Regions from separate parts of the Homo sapiens genome. Here all the other regions are linked to region 2. Evidence: chromatin contacts called from ENCODE Hi-C or POLR2A ChIA-PET data. All regions are on one chromosome and are shown on one strand. Each heading gives the region's core, a stretch centred on a gene start or an enhancer-like site at or near the end of the contact. The rest is flanking DNA. Distances are from core to core; before and after follow the strand shown. Region 1 holds the start of LINC01556 (long intergenic non-protein coding RNA 1556). Region 2 has its middle 3.8 kb from the start of TRV-AAC1-5. Region 3 holds the start of HCG15 (HLA complex group 15). Region 4 holds the start of LINC01623 (long intergenic non-protein coding RNA 1623). Region 5 holds the start of HCG14 (HLA complex group 14). Region 6 holds the start of H2AC6 (H2A clustered histone 6). Region 7 has its middle 2.8 kb from the start of TRA-CGC1-1.

Region 1 (2,700 bases), core at 155-2,654, 1.2 Mb before region 2:
CAGTTTTTTGTTTCCTTTCTTTTTTCATATGGAATGTTATTGGTGGCAACCTGGTGGTAAGCCATTCCAGAAGAATGGTAAAAGATAACCAAGTCAGTAATTGATAATTAGATTCTATACCTTCCACACCCCTAGTACAACCCTCCACCCACTTTTTCTTATCTCAGCACTCTAAAACTGGCAAGTTTCTTGACTCTGGTGTTGTTAAAACAAAGACAATTGCCAAGCATATCTGAAAAACATTTGAAAATGCTACCAGCTCTATCTCCAATTGGTATGCAGGGCGGGAGGGGAGATGAGAATTTTGGAGAATTTAATTCTTAGTGAAAATCACTGTTTTGTAACTGAACATGGTTCTATTAAACAGCAATTACCCGTTCTGTTCCATCAAAGCAATGTCCTTAGATTTTTTTTTCCCTTACCAGACATATTGTACACTTTTCTATAGAGAAAGCAGAGAAAGAACAACGTTTTGTCAACTTCCTTTGTTGTCTTACTCATTTTGGATCAAGAAGAAGTAAAATGGCAAAACAGACGCCTTGCCCCCTCTGAGGTTCGAACTCAGGACCTTCAGATTATGAGACTGACGCGCTGCCTACTGCGCTAAGGAGGCAACTGTCTCTCCCGCTTAACCAACGGCTCTACCAAGATGATTATGAGGCATTTTAATAAGGTTTTACGTTCTCTGAATTACAGTGTTTCAAAATAAGGCGTAACTATGATTCAATTCACTTCTAAAACACTTTGGATGACAAAACTACGTAGTACAAGGCAGGGGCCAATTCCTAAACCAACCTCGTTCTCCCACAGACCTTCCTAAGGAAACTTTAAGGGCTGCGAAGGCAATTGAGTCTGGACTTTGCGAAAGGCCTTCCTGTACGGGGCCCTGGATTTCTCATCTCATTTCTGGGCCAGGAACGAGGAGTCTTTCCCTCTATGATTAGGGCTTTCGTAGATGTACCGCCTCTGAAACGAAGACAAGACAAATAATAATGAGTTCACTCTTTTCCTCCCTTGTGAAGTTCCGTGGAGACACTCGGTCCCCTGAAGTGGATGAAGGGCGAGGGGAGGAGGTCTCAGGATTTTTCCTCGCTTTTCTTAGAAGCAACAGGCTCAAACCAAACGGTTGGCCTTGCTTACTCCTGAAGTCGAGAGGCTTACTCCCTGGAATCCAAGTGGATGTGGAGCCCATGGCGTCCTCTGGCGCTCTCGGTCTCTTCGACCCCTTTTTACTGTGTTGATGATAAATGGGGCAGGATTCCCCTCCTGCACCACCTGCAGCATCCTGTCCAGGATCCATCTGGGAGCTGAGAAGAAGCAAAGTGTCAGGGATCGGGGGTTCTCGGGCTATGCTGAGAAGCAAGGAATGCTGAAGAAGGGGCCTGAGGGAAGGGCTTATGGTGATGTGGGAATGGGAATGAAAGGACTGGAAAGGGGCGACAGTCACTTGGGTGAAACTGAAAGCGGCGACGCACCCTGTGGGTGGTAGCGTGGCCGAGCGGTCTAAGGCGCTGGATTAAGGCTCCAGTCTCTTCGGGGGCGTGGGTTCGAATCCCACCGCTGCCAGTGTGAGGTATTTTTTTTTTCCCCCTCGTCATTCTGACCCAGTAAAGTTCCATTTTCAAGCCTTGTGTGGGCAGTTCTCACAGCTTCCTAAGTGAGACAGGTTCCTCTTCTGTTTTCCTAGGGGCCACAGATAACACCCATATGTACAGTCCCACAAACGGTGCCCAAATGTTTCTCGATTTAGGGGCTCAGACATCTCGTCCCCTAGTTATTCCCTTCAGTGGCCTTCATGTGTTTTCATTCACTTTGCGAAATTTGTGAACCAACCAAGGGCAATCCTAAGGAAAAAGTACAACCTTCTTAACTCCAGACTCAAGAATAAATAAGCCACGCACGCTCATCTGCCCTATTTTCCATTGTCTTCTCCAAGGGATAAATGTGCTAAGGCTGAAAAAACAAACGAACCAACAAAAGAAACAGTCACCAGACACCTAGAGCCTTTCCCGCTTCACCTATCCTCAGAGAGCAGTTTAAGGTCCTTAGTTGAACACAGTTGAAGAGTTAGCTTTTGAGATTCTGTTATCTTCTTAAACAGTAAACATTTTTTTCTTTTTTTTTTTTAAGAAATAAGGTGGAGGCTCATAGAATAGAAAGAATAACACCTGTTTTAGGGAAGAAGGACTTGATCCGTTATTTACCTGGATCTGGGGTAGTTTAGACCATCTTTTAAGGCTAGGAGACTCGAGGAGATAGAATGGAGAGTTTTTGTGTGCAGGGAGGTGGGTAGATGCTTAGGAGCACTTTACAGTCGCCTAGGCAGAAGTCTTCTAATTTCACTGCTTCCTTCCTCACCTTCCAAAAGATGTATCCAATACATACTAATTGAGCAGATATTTTGTAACAGGCACCTTGCTTGAAAGGATGAATGCCAGCAAATGATTCCAGGGTTCCTTAGCAATTTAGTCTTGAGAGACTAGAGAGGCACATTAAGCATAGTTGACAAATAATTAATATTAAGATTGACTAAAGTAGTAATTTATATCTGAGTATTTCTTCCAGACACGCTACGTATATATGTGGTCTATTTGTTATATGTTGTTCTCACAATTACTAGATAAATAACCATGTTATCTTAATAAAGTTAAGATTTGAAAAAATGAATTACTACATCCAGCACTATAACATCCTAGTTTG
Region 2 (2,700 bases), core at 14-2,513:
GGCGAGCAGGATCCCTCCTCACAGGCGAGACTGGCTTCCTTGGAAAACCAATAGTCGGACTTGCGAGTTTTCCTCCAAGATAATTTTCTCAGGGACTTCTAAATGTGGTGCTGTACGCCTATGGTCCTAGCTACTTGGCAGGCTGAAGTCGAAGGATTGCTTGAGCCCTGGAGGTCTAAGCTGTAGTGAGCCGAGATCGCGGCCACTGCACTCCAGCTTGGGTGACAGAGCAAGACTCTGTCAAAACAAACAAACAAAACACACACACACACACAATGTAAACCAGGAATAGAAGGAAACTTCCTCAACTTGATAATGCCCAATTATGAAAAACATACAACTAATATCATTCTCAACAGCGAAAGACTGAAAATTTTTCTCCTACAATCAGGAATAATGGGTGCCCACTTTCACCATGTTATTCAGCACAGTATTGGCAAGGAAAAAGTAAAATTATCTATGTTCACAGATAACATGACTTTTTTTTGAGAGAGAGATGGGATCTCTCTTTGTCACCCAGGCTGGGATGCAGCAGAGCAATTATGCCTCACTGAAGCCTCGACTTCCCTGGTTCAAGCGATTACCCTGCCTCATCCTCCGGAGTAACTGGGACCACAGGCGCCTGCCACCATGCCCGGCTAATAAAAAAAATTTTAGAGACTAGGGTCTCGCTATGTTGCCCGTGTTGCCCAGGCTGGTCTCGAACTCCTGGGCTCAGGCGATCCTCCTACCTTGGCCTCCCAAAGTGCTGGGATTACAGGTGTGAGCCACCAAGCCTGGCCGTGACATGATTTTTATATATAGAAAACCCTGAAAATTACACACACACACTCAAACACACACACACACAAACTGTTACAGCAAATAAAGAAATTTAGCAAAATAAGGATAAACAACCACATGAGTTCCAGCAGAGAGCGCGGTGGGAAGCGGAGCGCGGCCAGCTGCTCTGGGGCCCTGCAGACCCTCTGGTCTTGGACCTGAGGAGGAGACGGGGGCCCGGCCCCGCGGCGGCCTCTGCTCTGCAGGCTCCCAGAGTCCTTGCTGTGTCTCCCACCGGCCAGGCCCAGGCCTGAGGCAGCGTCGAACCTCTCTTCACTTCCCACCTCGGTGACCTGGTGGCCCTCTGGTCTTCCAGAAAACCCTGCCGGGCCTAGACTAAGCCCCCGCTGGCCGCCAGGACGCAGCGCCTTTGTGTGGCGGCGGGTGTCGGGGGCGGGAAGAATCGCGCGGAAGCTGCCGGGGTGTGCAGGGACCGGGAAGGCGGAGCTAGGGATGCAGGTTCGGTCGCCTCTTTAGGCCACTGCGCCACGCAGATTGGGTCCAGAAGGTGCCGTTAAGTTTCTTCCCAGAAACTGTCAAGGTGCTGGTATGTTTCTTGCCCTTGCACTTTTAGTGTACTAAAATCAACGGCCAAACTCTACTCTTTATAGCAATCAAAGTATTCACCCATGCGCCCAATTTCTTTGCAAATGCCAAGCAAGAAAACCTCAGGTAGATGGAGGGAGCAGATAATTTGACTTTTTTTTTCTTTAATTTCACTATAGTGTCCTCCTCCACACATACAAGGATGAAGTTTTGTTTTTTAAGATGAAACAAATTTGTCATTAATGAAAGGATTGTCAAAATCTTCCCAAAGGTCCTCAGCTTCTGAATCACCTGGAAGCTTCTAAAAATTAAGACTTGTGGGCCATACCAGAGACCCTCTGCACTAGAAGGGGGTATGGCAAGGAATCTTAGGAATAGTCCACCTGGAGAATCACTAGCGTAAGTTCTGGGCCTCACATTCCCTCAGAAGAGTCCCATGAACCTGTGGTCAGCAGCTTAGGGCTGGTCTTCTTTACTGATCTGAGGGACAATGGGAAGCTTAGGACTCCCTGCATGGCATCTCTCCCGCCCAGGGGAGAACAGCTCAACAAATTTCCTCATTAACTACAAAGTTAAATGGAAGCATATGCTATGAAAATGCCACAAAAAGCTGTTGCTAGATGAAAATGTCTAAATTTGCTTTAAATTATCATGGGGGCTTGGCAGAGGGAGGAGAGACTAATTGTTGAAGTAGGATCATGGAAATAAGGAGGTCCATAATATTCTCTATAATCTTTTTTTGTCATAAACAGGGGTTTATAAAACTACCTAGTATAGCATGGTGGTCAAGAACACCAGTTCTGGAGACAAACACACCTGGTGGTGTCCTTTCCTAGCTAGCATAACCTCAGCACATTGTTCAAGCCTTAACTTGCTCAAATGTAAACCCGAAATGACAGGGATAGATCTTGACTCAGGAGGCTTGACAAGGCTAAAAGTAATACTAAAAATAAAAGCAGTAACTACTTCTGTAAGTTGAGCACTGTCTGAAACACTTCAGGGAGTTTTTCTTAATTGAGTTTATGATAATTCTATGAGGTACACACTGTATCCATATCCATTTTACCAGCACAGACAGAGTCATGAAGAAGCCAAATAGCTTGCCTGAAACCCTACATATGATGAGAAAGTGGCAGAGGAAGGAATTGTACTCAGATATTTTGGCTCCAAAGATCCCTGCCAGATCTGCCCTGCCAGTTCATAAGGACTAAGAAGATGCCTCCTCTCTATACTACCATCCAAATGCTTCGCAATCTGTACGTCTGTTGCTCCACTTTTTGCTTATGGCATATTGGCTGCTCATGTTCCTCTTTCTTCTCCTTGAGAGTTAGG
Region 3 (2,700 bases), core at 21-2,520, 1.2 Mb before region 2:
AAAGTCAGAACAAAGTATGTATGTATTTGAGCCAGGGCCTCGCTCTGCCACGATCAGAGCTCATTGCGGCCTCGAACTTCTGGGCTCAAGAGATCCTCCCGCCTCAACCTCCGAGCAGCTGGAACTACACGTACACGTGACCGCGCCTAGTTTTTCTTTCTTTTCTTTCTCTTTCTTTTCCTTTCTCTCTCTCTCTCTCTTCCCCCCGCCCACCCCCCCCCCTTTTTGGTAGAAACGGGGGTCTCGCTTTTTTGTCCTGGCTGATCTCGAAATCCGAGGCTTCAAGCGACCCTCCCGCCTCCGCCAGAGGAAGAATGTAAACGGGACAGGAATGTGTCTCTGCTCCCCCGCCCTGGCGAGGGACTTGCTAGTATCCTCTATCCAACTGCTGGCTGAATGTGTTCTCTCTAGGAATCGAGGAGGACTGCCTTTCTCGCTGGTTCTATTTCAGTCCCGATCCCACAGCTTCAGTCCAACCGGTTTGCTTTGTTTGATAGGCTGGGCATGAGAGTGAGATTTGGAGCTATCCTCACAGATTCCTGGAAGTTGAACAGATCTCTGATGAGTCCTCTCTTTAGAACTAAACTGATTCCCCCAGGACCTACCAACTTGAGGAATTTTCTGGGAAGCACTTAGGTACCTGTACGGACTTGTCAACAACTGCCATACGTAAGAGACTCTAATTCCAGCTTTACTGTGCATGACCAGAAAGCTTGAAATTGAAATCTTGATGCCATCCCATAGTTAACCGAGATTTTCCAGGTTTATATATAGTTCAGAATTCAAAGTTCTGAAAATCTAAGAGCTTTCACAACTCTGCGCTTTTGCTTCTCCTGAGACGCTTGTCCTGGAATGCTGGTTTCCATTTTGTTCCCTAATAAAAATCTTGTTCATTCTTCAAAGCCCACTTCAAATAGGGTCTTCCCCACCCCACCTCCAAATCTCCCTCTCTCTCTCACATACACACACCCCATTGTATTTTTCCACACTTCATTTTAGCAGGTAACTCTGTGCCCAATAGAAAATTTACTCACTTGGCGGGGCGCGGTAGCTCACGCCTGTAATCTCAGCACTTTGGGAGGCCGAGGCGGGCGGATCACCAGGTCAGGAGATCGAGACCATCCTGGCTAACACGGTGAAACCCCGTCTCTACTAAAAATACAAAAAATTAGCCGGGCGTGGTGGCGGGCGCCGGTAGGCCCAGCTACCTGGAGGCTGAAACAGGAGAATGGCGTGAACCCAGGATGCAGAGCTTGCAGTGAGCCGAGATGGCGCCACTCCACTCCAGCCTGGGCGACAGAGCGAGACTCTGTCTAAAAAAAAAAAAAAAAAAAAAAAAAAGGAAAACTTACTCACAGTATCTGTCTCCTTCATTCCCCAAGTACGGTGAGAAGAATGATGATGATGATAATATTAATAACACGGATTTGGATAATTGGCTGACTGCTTTTGTGTATTATGTTATTGACTCATCGCAACTTTATATAGTAAATACTGTAATACTTTTATTCCCATTTTACAGTTGAGAAAATTGGGATTTGGGGGGTGTTAAGAGGTGAGATTTCTGTCTTGGTCATTTTTCATTTTCCATAGTGACTAGTGTAGTACAAGCCTACTGGCTCTGAATATTTGCAGATTGATTCCTTGACCCTAGCTGTTGACTTTTTTTTTTTTTTTTTTTTTTTTTAGTAGTCTTTCACATTCTCTTTCCTCCTCTTGTCTTGATGCATATTTTGGTTTTGTTATATTTTTTCGACGTTCTCTCTGAGCTGACGAGTAAACGGTAGCAAGTCTGGTGAATAAACAGAACCTACCGTGCCAAAATTAGGGAATTTTTTTTCCTATGGACAATGAATAATAGCTCAGATGAGAAGGAAAGAAACTGGTAGCATTCGAAGAAGAGTTCTTTTTCTCTAATCCAATTAGCTTTATGTGGAAAATGAAAGAAAAGAAAAGAAAAGAAAAAAAGAGGCATTAATCAAGATAAGTTAAGCCAGACAGTTCCTTTCACAGGGGTCCCAACCAGACTGTTTTCTGAAAGCAGAGGCATAAAAACTAATGAAGCAAGAGATTCTTGCTGCACATAGAGGAGACAACGTGTGATATCACGAAAAGAGGGTGCTTTTCAAGAACTGATCACCAGCAGGCCTAGAGGGTTGAATTCCTATGAAACATTAGATTAAAAGGCTTCCGTATATACAGGAATTTTACAAACCATATTACTTTTATGTCTATGTCAAAATAAGATTTCTTAGTCAAATTGATCTTATGTATGTGTCAAAGTTTATTAATTCAAGGACAGAACTGACAAGATGACAAAAGAGTGTCCCATCTCAAGGAAGTTTTGGAAACTGTGAATATATGGAGCCAGGGAAGAGAAGAGAAAGTGCAATTAATTAGAAAAAGTCCTGCTTCATTTAACTGGATCATAACAACATCACATCCTGGCTGGAAGCGGTGGCTCACGCCTGTAATCCCAGCACTTCGGGAGGCTGAGGCGGGTGGGTCTCTTGAGATCAGGAGTTCGAGACCAGCCTGGCCAACATGGTGAAACCGCGTCTCTACTAAAAATACAAAAATTAACCTGGAGTGGTGGCACGTGCCTTTAATCCCAGCTACTCGGGAGGCCGAGACAGGAGAATTGTTTGAACCCGGGAAACGGAGGTTGCAGTGAGCTGAGATCGGGCCACTGCACTCCAG
Region 4 (2,700 bases), core at 85-2,584, 1.1 Mb before region 2:
TTGGCATCTCTGTGTCTTCGTTTATTTCCTCCAAGTACATTTTCTCCCCTCTGAATTGACGGTCTTATCACCTACTTTAATTGGAAGATCAGGTAGCTTTCATGGCCCGCTTCACGGAACAAGGGCCCAGAGAAAAACGTTTCTGCTTCTGCTGTTTTCTCAAATGCCGAGGTGTCGTATTTTGGGAGTAGTGTGACCTGAACCCAGTCAAAAGACGTCCGAGTCTTTCTAATCTCTGGGTCATAGGGTCGCCTTTGGCCTATGCATTGTACGTATACAGTATGGCATTTCGCATGTCTGTCCACTTCTAGGCGCACAGTCCAACTGGCTTTGACTGGTCAGGAAGGCCAGGCCTGGATCTGGGGTTGGTACTATAGGTTAGATGTTTTCAGGTTTTGAAGGAGAAACAGGTCCCTTAAGGATGAGAGCGAATCAGAAGAAGACAGACAAAAAAGGATTTAGGATTTGTTCCAGAAGCTCATTTCTGGATTGACTGTCGTACCAAGGTTTGGCGAACGGCGGCAAGCGCTTGCCAGTTTGTCGAAGAGTGGAGAGGTCAGTTGTGCCAAGGAGTGGAGAGGTCTAAGAACTCTCCAGGAGCACGGAGGGTTTATGCAGTCATAAATCGCCTTGCTTCTGCATACTTTTTATTCCGTGGAGGATTCCGCCCGGGCGATGGCGCCATAAATGCAGGTGCGTCCTGGCTCTTTTCTCTTCCCAGTGCGCATCTCGGCGACTCTCACCACCCGAGTCTCAGAGCCCGCGAAACGTAGCGTGCCAGGTTCTCCATCCCGAGGCTGGGCGCGGGAACCTGCAGGGGCAGTAACTACGACCGGGACAAGCCGATCTGCAATTCCCCTCCTGTTTTCTCTGCCCCTTGGACTTAAATTCCCACGGCGGCGTTTAGGGCTTTCGTTTTATCTTTCTGCGTTATGCTCGCGGTTTCCTGGCAACCTTTCCAAGCAGAATCACCCCATCACAGACCTTTCTCTGGGGGGCGGCCAGGCAGGACGGCTCCCTTATAAACCCCGATAGGTGGTTGTCGAGCGGCCGTCCGAGAGGGTGACCTGCAGCGGGAGATCCCAGGCCCAGCACGGGACTTTCGATATAACATTCAGTTTTCCTTCTCTCAGCGCAGTCAGGAAACAATATCCAGTATAGCGAATTCAAAATTAAGTTCGACAAAATATGCTTCTTGGCACGACCGATAATAGTAACAGGTCATAGAAATATTTTGGCCCACGTTGAGCGTTGGGGGGTGTAGCTCAGTGGTAGAGCGCGTGCTTAGCATGCACGAGGCCCCGGGTTCAATCCCCGGCACCTCCAGCTTCATTTTTCTCCCGCCTTTTCTCCTAGATGTGCCTTGTTTGCAAAATCATGTCTATCATGTCCACGACTCGCCTCAATTTTTTTTCTTTTGTTTTTGTGGCACTTTCATTCTCTCTCAATTCTTCAAATTCACATGGAAACCAAGGAAAACAAGCTCCGTTTTGCTTTCAATATTGATGCATTTCTGCTCTAAGGCTTTGACACCACCCTGGGTGGCTGTGTCAAGAGATGAAAGACAAAATGAAAGAGGCCGCGGAAGCACAGACTGGCAGAATTCCAAAACCCGAAAAACAAGCAAGGCACCAAATTAACAAGCCCAATCACATTGGTTACATTTCCCAGTATTATCGAAGATCAAGCAAGAAAGAAAAAGACAGAAAACAAATGCGAAACCACAGGTAATTTTTTACAATTTATTTTAGATCCTTTCTTTTTTGAGCTGTTCCTTGGTCAAGGGACAGACCCAGAAAATAGGAAAACTGTCCCACGGATTTCCCCACCACTCTCTTCCCATCGCAATCTCTTTTCTTTTCCCCCATCAGGTGTCCTCTTGTTCGTCCGATTTTAGACTTTGTAAGCTTTTTGTAGGCTTTTTTTTTTTTTTTTTTTGGAGACAAGAGTCTCACTCTGTCTCCCAGGCTGGAGTGCAGAGTGCAATGGCACCATCTCGGTTCACGTGCAAGCTGTGCCTCCCAGATGCAAGTGATTCTCCTGCCTTAGCCTCCCGAGTAGCTGGAATTACAGGCATGATGCACCACCATGCCCGGCTAATTTTTTTTTTTTTAGTGGAAACGGGGGTTTCACCATGTTGGCCAGGCTGGTCTCGAACTCCTGAACTCAAGTGATCCACGATCCACCCGCCTCTGCCTCCTAAAGTGCCGGGATTCCAGGCGTGAGCCACCACGCCTGGCCTACTTTGTATGCATTTCTTTGACTCATTGTTATTGTTTCTGACTTTATTAGGGTAACTTTTATTAAAGCATAATGTAAGCTTTGGATCCAAATAGAAGTTCTTTATTGTGTTAAATAAATTGAAGCCTTCGTATCTGGCTGACTTGAAGCAGCACTTAGCTAGTTTTAAAAGATATGGAAGGCAATCAGAAAACAAAGATACATATCCCCACTCCCTTCTCTTCCCAATTCTAACCGCAGCTCACATTTTGAAGGGCCTCACACATGCATGTGTGAACATCTCAACATATTAGCGGTGGCAGTTATCTGTAAGGAGTCTGCAGCAACATTAATTCTTGCCTCCTCAGGAGAAGGAAAGAATTCGATTGAGGAGCATAATGCCGAAGGAGAGACCGAGGCAAGTCTTAGAGCAGGGGTGAAAAATTATTGAAAATATTTAGAGCACTAATGAAGGAAAGT
Region 5 (2,700 bases), core at 116-2,615, 1.1 Mb before region 2:
ATTTAGAAAGCAAGTTAGCAAATTATTTACTACACATGACCATTTTTGGAAAATGTATACCATATGAAAGACTAAATATATAAAAATGTTAATAGTTACCTCTGACTAGTGAGATTATGGATGATTTTAATTTTTGACATGTTTGTATGTTCTACAATTTGTGTGTACTTTGCAATTAGAAAAAAATAATTATAGTTAGGGTAAGATTACAGTTGCCATGTTGGGAATCACTTCCTGGACAATTTCCTTCCAATCGAAAGAAAATATACAAATCTCATGTATTGGAGGGAGACTGGGGAACCAGTGTTCACTGTACTTCTCACTACTAATTTTCTCTCTATCAAAAATAGGATATGAAACCAAGGAAGTCTGTGGAAATTAAGATAGAGCCTACTGAAACTCAGTTATTTCTCCATGCAGAAAAGAGACCTAACTTTGCCTTACAAAAAGGAAATTTTTTTTATATTAACAAATACAAAAAGTAAGCTATTAGGACAAAATCTAATTAAAATATCCAACTTTATATTTCCTCTATCTGAACCTCACAGCCCCAAATACAAGAGTTAAGACGGTTGAGTTAAAATGTATTTATTGAACCTCTACCGTGTTTGCCAGGCACTGTTACCTGGACGGCATTGGTCTACACATGTTATTTTAGCGGTGTCGCTGGCCTCTAGGGGCTCTTGTTCTAGTGGGAGGGATGATTTCTGTTTAGTTTCAGGGCTCCATTAAAATTTGTGACCTTGGGGCTTCCCGGCCTGGAGCTCAGATTGCTTGGCGAAGGCTGAGAAACAGAAAAGTGGATCAGGCGATGTGGTGCACTCCCCTTAAAAACTACCGCTGTGTTCCCCGACCTGGCAGTGGTCACTTGGAGCCCATTAATCGGGAACATCCGAGAGCGACAAGGAAGGCCGCGGGCGAGCGCGTCGCTCGCGGAGTTTCCCCGGACCTGGGATCGCCGATCCCTCGGCGCGGACACCAGCCTTGCCCATGTGGTGGTCCCTGTGGAGACCTTCCCAGCCGTTCCCGGCTACCACTTTTAGAGCCCAAGACAAACTTCGACGAGTGGCAAGGCAGTGACAAATGGAACCAAAATAGAGGGGCTAAAAGGGGACCTTCCTATAGAACCGGGGTCTTTTGTTAGGGTTTTGTTTTGTTCCTCACCATCTTCCAAACAATGAAGTCCTGGGGGAGGCTAACCACGATCAAGATTTCAGTAAACATCAGACACTGGAGAGCCGACCCAGCGACCGAAGAAGCAAAAGATCTTCTTTCCTTCCTGAAATCTGGGCAGGCTGGGAGCAAAAAAAAAAAAAAAAAAAACCCGCACACGTTTTTCGAGATGGCGATAACAGTTATAAGGCCCGTAAGAGACTTGATCCAGTTTTATGCAGAAACATTTTCTAGTCCTGCGAACCCTTTTGCTTTTTCAATCCACAAGTGGCTTTCTGCCCTTCTGTTACCAAGCAACCCTGACGTCATCGCGTTTCTGCGTGCGTGCACGACACAGAATCATTGCTTGTTGATCTCTATTTTAGTGCAAAAATCAGGGCTGTTATGCAGTGTGTCAGGATGGCCGAGTGGTCTAAGGCGCCAGACTCAAGCTAAGCTTCCTCCGCGGTGGGGATTCTGGTCTCCAATGGAGGCGTGGGTTCGAATCCCACTTCTGACACATACTTTTCTTTTTCCTCTCCTTACTTTAGAGATATCCTGATCTCAGCAGTAGGCATAAACAATTACCAACGTATATTTTTAAGAATCGGCTTTTAGGTACCGGGCGCGGTGGCTCACGCCTGTAATCCTAGCACTTTGGGAGGCCGAGACGGGTGGATCACGAGGTCAGGAGATCGAGACCATTCTGGCTAACACGGTGAAACCTCGTCTCTACTAAAAATACAAAAAAAATAGCTGGGCGTGGTGGCGGGCGCCTGTAGTCCCAGCTACTCGGGAATGAGGCAGGAGAATGGCGTGAACCCGGGAGGCGGAGCGTGCAGTGAGCCAAGATCGCGCCACTGCACTCCAGCCTGGGGACAGAGCGACACTCCGTCTCAAAAAAAAAAAAAAAAAAAAAGAATTGGCTTTTAAATTTATCTCAAAGGGCTTGTCCAAACTAAAAACATTAAAAGCGGAAGCATCGCGATATTTTTACGAAGCCGCGAGATTTGGGCCAAAAAACGCCTAATTAAAGGCAGAGGTTACTAGCGATTGGTCTCTGTGCTGCAGTGCGAGATAATCCTGATGTCGCGGGATTCGGAACGCAGATAGCTTCCTGCCTCGCCGAGGGAATGGAGAGAAGGGGCTCTGGGCGGGTTCTTTTCCCGCTTCTCGACCAGGCTCACACTCTGTGTCTCAGATCCAAGCCCTCCCCTAGATATTTCCTGGAGCACTTTCCTACCAATCTCACAACGCTGTGGCTCGTGACAGTGCAGTCTCTTTAAAAATCTTACACAGGTCCTCTGCTCTCCTATTTTCAAAACTCATGTAACCAGTTCTCAAAAATGTCTTTCGTAAATTATGCACATTCACACTCGTTTTGGCATCTGATCATTACCGTTTTGTCAGTCAAAATTGAGTACCATTTTAACCATTGAATGAAATATGAAAGCTGTACGTTCCTCTCGCAAATGTAATCACCGTGAAAAATTTATTGTATTTTTTACATTTCTTTTTTCTCTGCATTCGCATATATATATAACATTT
Region 6 (2,700 bases), core at 190-2,689, 1.6 Mb after region 2:
GTTTTTTTGGGGGACCGTGTCTCACTGTTGCCCAGGCTGGAGGGCAGTGGCACGATCTCGGCTTACTACAACCTCCGCCTCCCAGGCTCAAGCGACTCTCCTGCGTCAGCTTCAAGAGTAGCTGGGATTACAAGGTATGTGCCACCACGCCCAACTTATTTTTTTATTTATTATTTTTATTTAGTAGAGAGGTGTTTCACCATGTTGGCCAGGTTAGTGTCGAAGTCGTGACCTCAGGTGATCAGCCCCCTCGGCCTCCCAAAGTGGTAGGATTAGAGGGGTGAGCAGAAAGCAAAGGTTTTTGAGTGGCCACAGGCCCCACTCTATTTCCTTTTCTGCCTGTAATGGCAACCTAGACGCTTGAGCTTCTTAAAATACAAGAGTAAGTTGCATGTCAGGCACCGTTCTACATTAGGGACATTAGTCTGTTTTACAGACACCTTTCAACTCCCTGGTTAACTTTTAGGTAATATACTCTGCACTTTAGCAGGAATGGGACCTATAACTCTCACAGAATTAGGAAAGTGAGGCTGCCTACAGCCTAAATTGAGAAAAAAATAGACGGGGGACTAGTCGGAGGACCAAACAAGGTTACCAACACGTTAGAGTTTTGCCTTCAATTTACATTTTTAAAGTAATCACAACGAAGTGTTTAGATCACGAGGCATCCCTGCATGTAAACTGTTAGGCACTAACTATGGTCGATCTTACAAAGCATTAACTAGAATATTTCTTTAGAGTATGATAGTACGTAACTGACCTACTATTACATACAAACAGACCAACCTTTAGTAACAGCGCTCCCCAAAAACCGAAAAGCAGTAATACGCTTTGCTCAAGGTTGGCATAAAATTAACTTACCTTAGTGCCTTTTTTCCTTCTACCTACAAGCAGTGAGGTTAGCTCTTCCTTTGAAACGGTAGGGGGGCTCTGAAAAGAGCCTTTGGGTTTGATAGCGTTTCCGGGAGCTCAGATACCTGTCAAATCACTTGCCCTTGGCCTTGTGGTGACTCTCGGTCTTCTTAGGCAGAAGCACGGCCTGGATGTTAGGAAGGACGCCGCCCTGAGCAATGGTCACCCGGCCTAGCAGTTTGTTGAGCTCCTCGTCGTTGCGGATGGCCAGCTGCAAGTGGCGCGGGATGATGCGAGTCTTCTTGTTGTCGCGAGCCGCGTTGCCGGCCAGCTCCAGGATCTCGGCGGTCAGGTACTCTAACACCGCCGCCAGGTACACCGGCGCGCCTGCCCCAACCCGCTCTGCGTAGTTGCCTTTACGGAGCAGGCGGTGCACTCGGCCCACCGGGAACTGGAGACCAGCGCGAGAAGAGCGGGATTTCGCTTTGGCGCGAGCTTTGCCTCCTTGCTTACCACGTCCAGACATTGCAATCAGACAAAAATCACCAAAACCAGCGGCCTAAGCTCACGAGAAAACAAACAAAATCAAGAAATATGTAAAACATGGCCGCTTTTATAGGTAGTTCCTGGGGAGTAAATCCGACTTTTTGATTGGTCGGTAGCAAATGCTAGTCAGATAGCCAATAGAAAAGCTGTACTTTCATACCTCATTTGCATAGCTCTGCCCACGGATGACAACTGTGCAGTTTGTCTTCCAATTAACTAAGAGGTACTCTCCATCCCTCATTAGCATAAAAGCCCTATAAGTAGCAGAAATCCGCTCTTTACTTTCGACACATTTCTGGTGTTTTAAGATGCCTGAGCCAGCCAAGTCTGCTCCCGCCCCGAAGAAGGGCTCCAAGAAGGCAGTGACCAAAGCGCAGAAGAAAGATGGCAAGAAGCGCAAGCGCAGCCGCAAGGAGAGTTACTCTGTGTACGTGTACAAGGTGCTGAAACAGGTCCATCCCGACACTGGCATCTCTTCCAAGGCCATGGGCATCATGAATTCTTTCGTTAACGACATATTTGAGCGCATCGCGGGCGAGGCTTCCCGCCTGGCGCATTACAACAAGCGCTCGACCATCACCTCCAGGGAGATCCAGACGGCCGTGCGCCTGCTGCTTCCCGGAGAGCTGGCCAAGCACGCCGTGTCGGAGGGCACCAAGGCCGTCACCAAGTACACCAGCTCCAAGTAAACATTCCAAGTAAGCGTCTTAACACCTAACCCCAAAGGCTCTTTTAAGAGCCACCCAGATACCCACTAAAAGAGCTGTGGCCAGACGCCAAATTTTATTTGGCGGCGGAGGGGTATTAGAATATAGGAACTGGAGAGGGGTGGGGACAAGTGTTGCAGCTTAGAGAGGGACAAAGGGTCCTGAACCCGAAAGAAGCCAGCCATTAAAAATGGCTTTGGGGTCAATTCGTTGTGCTTAAATTTAAAATGGAGACAAGCGGCCATTTTGCTAACTCGGCGTTCCCGGAAGAAACCGCAGGCTCGCTTAGGTTTCAGACCCAGCTGTCTGTCCCTGTCTACGTCGCCAGGATCAACGGTTGCCGTAATGTCATAATTTCGCCACCAGCTTCTAGCCAATAGGCTGTCCTGTCATTTTAAATATTAACCAATCGAGGGAAAGCTGTTTTGAGACTCTGATTTACATAGCGGACCGGAGTGGGAACCTGGGCAGTAACTGCCTAAGGAAGGACTCCCCCTCTGTTTTCGTGGCGCACACCTTCGTAGTATACTGAAGGGTGTGTCTCCTGGGTTTCCAACTGCCCCGGTAATAGTCTTTTAACCTAATATGCGTCAGT
Region 7 (2,907 bases), core at 279-2,778, 1.2 Mb after region 2:
TTGAAGGGGGTAACTGAGACAGCGGAAGGGAAACTATGGACAAGGCGGGAGAGGTTACTGCAGTTAGAGAGAGGAAGGTTAAGGTCAAGTCACGGGCTGATATCCCCGAATAAATGAAGGACTCTTGAGCTGACCATAGGTCTCATAACCTAGGAGCTGTTTAGAAAATAGATGGGCCTTTTGGAAAGGGAGCCACAGCGCACAAAGCTTTTCATCTGCAATAGGAGTAAAAGTTGCAATAACAATGGCTACAAGTTGTTAAAGGTTAAACTCTTTCTTGAAAAGCAACAAAAATGCACAGGCTCCCTCTTTTCTCTATTAGCGTGCTCCTTTCTGATCCCCTGCTTTCCTGATCCATGGGGTTGCCCAGGTAAACAGACGTGGTTCTTCACCCAGAACTTGGGCCTAGTGGCAGTAGCTTTCATTTTTTTGGTGGTGACCTACAATTTAGTTTAGTTTACATCGTAATTCAGTCATACATATGTAACAGAAACAAAAGTTGCATGAACTATTCCTTACTCTTAACACACACACTGCATTCTGATTATTTCTGATTCTAGTCTATTCTAACTGAAATTTAACATATCTTTCACTTACTAATACAGGTAACAAACCACAATTGAAAGAGAAGTAACTACGACTCTGTCATCAAGAAAAATCACATATTTTTGGCCGGGGGTGGTGGCTCATGCCTGTAATTCCAGCACTTTGGGAGGCCGAGGCGGGCGGATCACCAGGTCAGGAGATCAAGACCATCCTGGCTAATACGGTGAAACCCCGTCTCTACTAAAAATACAAAAACAAAATTGGTGGCGGGCACCTGTAGTCCCAGCTACTCGGGAGGCTGAGGCAGGAGAATGGCGTGAACCCGGGAGGCGGAGCTTGCAGTGAGCAGAGACCACGCCACTGCACTCCAGCCTAGGCGACAGAGGGAGACTCTGTCTAAAAAAAAAGAAAAGAAAAATCACATATTTTTGTATCACAATACAGTTGTTACAAATACCCAAGACAACTGTTTGAAAATTACAGCAGTCATAAGACGGGTCTTGATGTTTAATATTTAATGCATTAATGAGAAGCACACATTACTCTATGAAATTATTTTAATCGTTTGAAAACTGTTTTGTAGTACAATTGGCTTTCTTTAAAATCCTGTGTATTTTTTAAAAGCTTTTAAAAATACAATTTTGAAAAGGGCTCCATGGGCTTCATGCTGGGGCCAGAGGGCTCCCTGGGAGCTAAAAGATGAAGAAGCCGCGGAAATTCGCCATCTGGGAGGAGACCACCGTCGGGTGCCCGCCATCCCCTTCCGCCGGAACTCCACTAAAGAGGACTAGGTGTTAGCGCTGGCGCGGGAGGCCGGAGCAAGGTCTTTAAAGGTCTAAGGTGAAATTCCGGGTGGGAGCTCAGTCAAGCCTCCCCTACCCAACTGGGAATCAGTGCGCCAACCGGAGCACGCCCCCCAGGCGACACCGAGAGGCGCGGAACTCCCAAGCCTAGAGGGCGTCGGAAGTGCATCCCAGAGCGGAGCAGCCAGAGGGGCGGGGCGTCGCGGCGCTGGGGCCGCGCCCTCGGGTATCCAGAGTACGGCTCTTCCAGGCCATGTTGATGACCCAGGGTGGAAGCCATTGGAGAGTTTTGAGAGAAGAAGGAGGTATTTTTTTTTTTTTTTTTTGAGACGGAGTTCTCACTCTATCTCCCAGGCTGGAGTGCAGTGGCACGATCACGGCTCACCGCAACCGAGGGAGGTACATTTTAGCGGGATTTCTGTGAGAGGCATTCGAACCAGAGCGACTCCATTTTGAGTGAGGGCTAGGAAAACGAGGCCGGGACTTTTGCTGGGCTGCATTCCCAGAAAGTCAGGCATTCCTAGCCTCTAGATGTTTATGGTTAAGGGAACAAATTAATAATGTTTACTAAACAGACCCAGACTTGGGAGTGTCTAGATGTCCCCATATCTGGAGAACAAAGGCATTCCAAATTTTGCTTTAAAGATAATAATATCGATTCTTACAAAATATAATAAGAAAATTAATCCTTTATCACAGACCCTTGTAGCAGAGCACATCTCCCCATACTTACAGGTATGTATCTAGGGTGGACACTTTCCTCCGCGTTTCAGGAACACCCTACTCTGTCTATGGAGTAGCTGTACTTTCACTACTTAACTTTCTTAATAAACCTGCTTTTACTTTGCACTGCGGACTCGCCCTGAATTCTTTCTTGCGGGAGAGCCAAGAACCCTCCCTTGGGGTCTGGATCGGGACCCTTTTTCTGTAACACAACAACTATTGAGAAAAGAAGGTAGTGGTGCAAGAACAGATACAGAAAAATAAGTTTCCCTCCCTCTTCTTTCCAACTCTTCCATGCTCAGTGCCTCAGATGTGAGGGTCAGAAATTTGGTTATTAAAAACTCTAGGCCGGGCGTGGTGGCTCACGCCTGTAATCCCAGCACTTTGGGAGGCCGAGGCGGGTGGATCACGAGGTCAGGAGTTCGAGACCAGCCTGGCAAAAATGGTGAAACCCTGTCTCGACTAAAACAAATACAAAAGATTAGCCAGACATGGTGGCAGGCGCCTGTAATTCCAGCCACTCGGCAGGGTGAGACAAGAGAATCACTTGAACCCGGGAGGCGGAGGTTGCAGTGAGCTGAGATCGCGCTAATGCACTCCAGCCTGGGCGACAAGAGTGAAACTCCGTCTCAAAAAAACAAACAAGCAAACAAAAAAACCTCTAGATCACCCAGGCTGATATATGTCTAAATTTATGTTTGTCTAAATGTAAAGTTAAATGAGAACAATACTACTCAGCTCATAGGGTTTTCGAAATAAAATTTTTCATGTAAATCACTGGGCACACAGTTTGGCAACAACACTTAATAATTCTCTTTTATTATAGTCAGAAACC

What was found. A loop is a pair of places that touch in the nucleus more often than their neighbours do. ChIA-PET counts read pairs that join two places held with the same protein, here RNA polymerase II (POLR2A). Pooled maps may share reads with other maps.
Region 1: a loop to region 2 is called in a map of CD8-positive, alpha-beta T cell, with 5 times the contacts of the local background. The contact joins the promoter of LINC01556 here to the enhancer-like site in region 2. A Hi-C loop is called at or near these places in 2 of 168 maps with a recorded cell type or tissue (CD8-positive, alpha-beta T cell and naive thymus-derived CD4-positive, alpha-beta T cell), 2 of 37 single-sample maps with no recorded cell type and 16 of 50 pooled maps.
Region 3: a map of CD8-positive, alpha-beta T cell shows a loop between it and region 2 (5-fold over the local background). The contact joins the promoter of HCG15 here to the enhancer-like site in region 2. A Hi-C loop is called at or near these places in 4 of 168 maps with a recorded cell type or tissue (B cell, CD8-positive, alpha-beta T cell, ascending aorta and 1 more) and 18 of 50 pooled maps. POLR2A ChIA-PET finds 5 or more read pairs at or near these places in 1 of 52 experiments (A673).
Region 4: a loop to region 2 is called in a map of CD4-positive, alpha-beta memory T cell, with 3 times the contacts of the local background. The contact joins the promoter of LINC01623 here to the enhancer-like site in region 2. A Hi-C loop is called at or near these places in 2 of 168 maps with a recorded cell type or tissue (CD4-positive, alpha-beta memory T cell and naive thymus-derived CD4-positive, alpha-beta T cell) and 13 of 50 pooled maps.
Region 5: a pooled map shows a loop between it and region 2 (3-fold over the local background). The contact joins the promoter of HCG14 here to the enhancer-like site in region 2. A Hi-C loop is called at or near these places in 1 of 168 maps with a recorded cell type or tissue (naive thymus-derived CD4-positive, alpha-beta T cell), 2 of 37 single-sample maps with no recorded cell type and 13 of 50 pooled maps. POLR2A ChIA-PET finds 5 or more read pairs at or near these places in 2 of 52 experiments (CD4-positive, alpha-beta T cell and naive thymus-derived CD8-positive, alpha-beta T cell).
Region 6: a pooled map shows a loop between it and region 2 (6-fold over the local background). The contact joins the promoter of H2AC6 here to the enhancer-like site in region 2. A Hi-C loop is called at or near these places in 12 of 50 pooled maps. POLR2A ChIA-PET finds 5 or more read pairs at or near these places in 2 of 52 experiments (CD4-positive, alpha-beta T cell and naive thymus-derived CD4-positive, alpha-beta T cell).
Region 7: a map of CD14-positive monocyte shows a loop between it and region 2 (3-fold over the local background). The contact joins two enhancer-like sites. A Hi-C loop is called at or near these places in 1 of 168 maps with a recorded cell type or tissue (CD14-positive monocyte), 3 of 37 single-sample maps with no recorded cell type and 13 of 50 pooled maps. POLR2A ChIA-PET finds 5 or more read pairs at or near these places in 1 of 52 experiments (naive thymus-derived CD4-positive, alpha-beta T cell).

The regions. Positions count from the first base shown.
Region 1 is chr6:28,942,488-28,945,187 of GRCh38, reverse strand. It overlaps LINC01556 (long intergenic non-protein coding RNA 1556), which reads right to left and starts at 1,404. Exons shown (of 1, transcript NR_103538.1): 1 at 650-1,404. TRL-AAG2-2 (tRNA-Leu (anticodon AAG) 2-2) reads left to right here and starts at 1,485; the gene lies at 1,485-1,566. It overlaps TRM-CAT3-1 (tRNA-Met (anticodon CAT) 3-1), which reads right to left and starts at 613; the gene lies at 541-613.
Region 2 is chr6:27,755,939-27,758,638 of GRCh38, reverse strand. No RefSeq gene overlaps it. Among named protein-coding and RNA genes, the nearest start is that of TRV-AAC1-5, 3.8 kb to the right of the region's middle. Within about 2 kb of position 1,263, at least 5 of the 41 ENCODE cell types and tissues checked have a DNase peak (open chromatin) inside an H3K27ac peak, as active enhancers do; they include CD8-positive, alpha-beta T cell, where a contact is called at or near this core.
Region 3 is chr6:28,983,319-28,986,018 of GRCh38, reverse strand. It overlaps HCG15 (HLA complex group 15), which reads right to left and starts at 1,270. Exons shown (of 3, transcript NR_135289.2): 1 at 1,035-1,270.
Region 4 is chr6:28,862,311-28,865,010 of GRCh38, reverse strand. It overlaps LINC01623 (long intergenic non-protein coding RNA 1623), which reads left to right and starts at 1,334. Exons shown (of 2, transcript NR_033379.1): 1 at 1,334-1,727. It overlaps TRA-AGC2-2 (tRNA-Ala (anticodon AGC) 2-2), which reads left to right and starts at 1,255; the gene lies at 1,255-1,326.
Region 5 is chr6:28,895,195-28,897,894 of GRCh38, reverse strand. It overlaps HCG14 (HLA complex group 14), which reads right to left and starts at 1,365. Exons shown (of 2, transcript NR_104117.1): 1 at 1,165-1,365; 2 at 575-784. It overlaps TRL-CAA1-1 (tRNA-Leu (anticodon CAA) 1-1), which reads left to right and starts at 1,567; the gene lies at 1,567-1,672. RefSeq lists enhancers at 1,053-1,688, 2,324-2,700 and a silencer at 2,099-2,262.
Region 6 is chr6:26,122,911-26,125,610 of GRCh38, reverse strand. H2AC6 (H2A clustered histone 6) reads right to left here and starts at 1,439. Exons shown (of 1, transcript NM_003512.4): 1 at 921-1,439. The coding sequence starts at 1,378. The coding sequence ends at 986. It overlaps H2BC4 (H2B clustered histone 4), which reads left to right and starts at 1,685. Exons shown (of 1, transcript NM_003526.3): 1 at 1,685-2,144. The coding sequence starts at 1,707. The coding sequence ends at 2,087. RefSeq lists enhancers at 233-322, 1,063-1,272, 1,363-1,502, 837-1,522, 330-1,529 and 3 more and a silencer at 1,536-1,901.
Region 7 is chr6:26,549,237-26,552,143 of GRCh38, reverse strand. No RefSeq gene overlaps it. Among named protein-coding and RNA genes, the nearest start is that of TRA-CGC1-1, 2.8 kb to the left of the region's middle. RefSeq lists enhancers at 1,226-1,275, 1,260-1,794, 2,054-2,907. Within about 2 kb of position 1,528, at least 11 of the 41 ENCODE cell types and tissues checked have a DNase peak (open chromatin) inside an H3K27ac peak, as active enhancers do.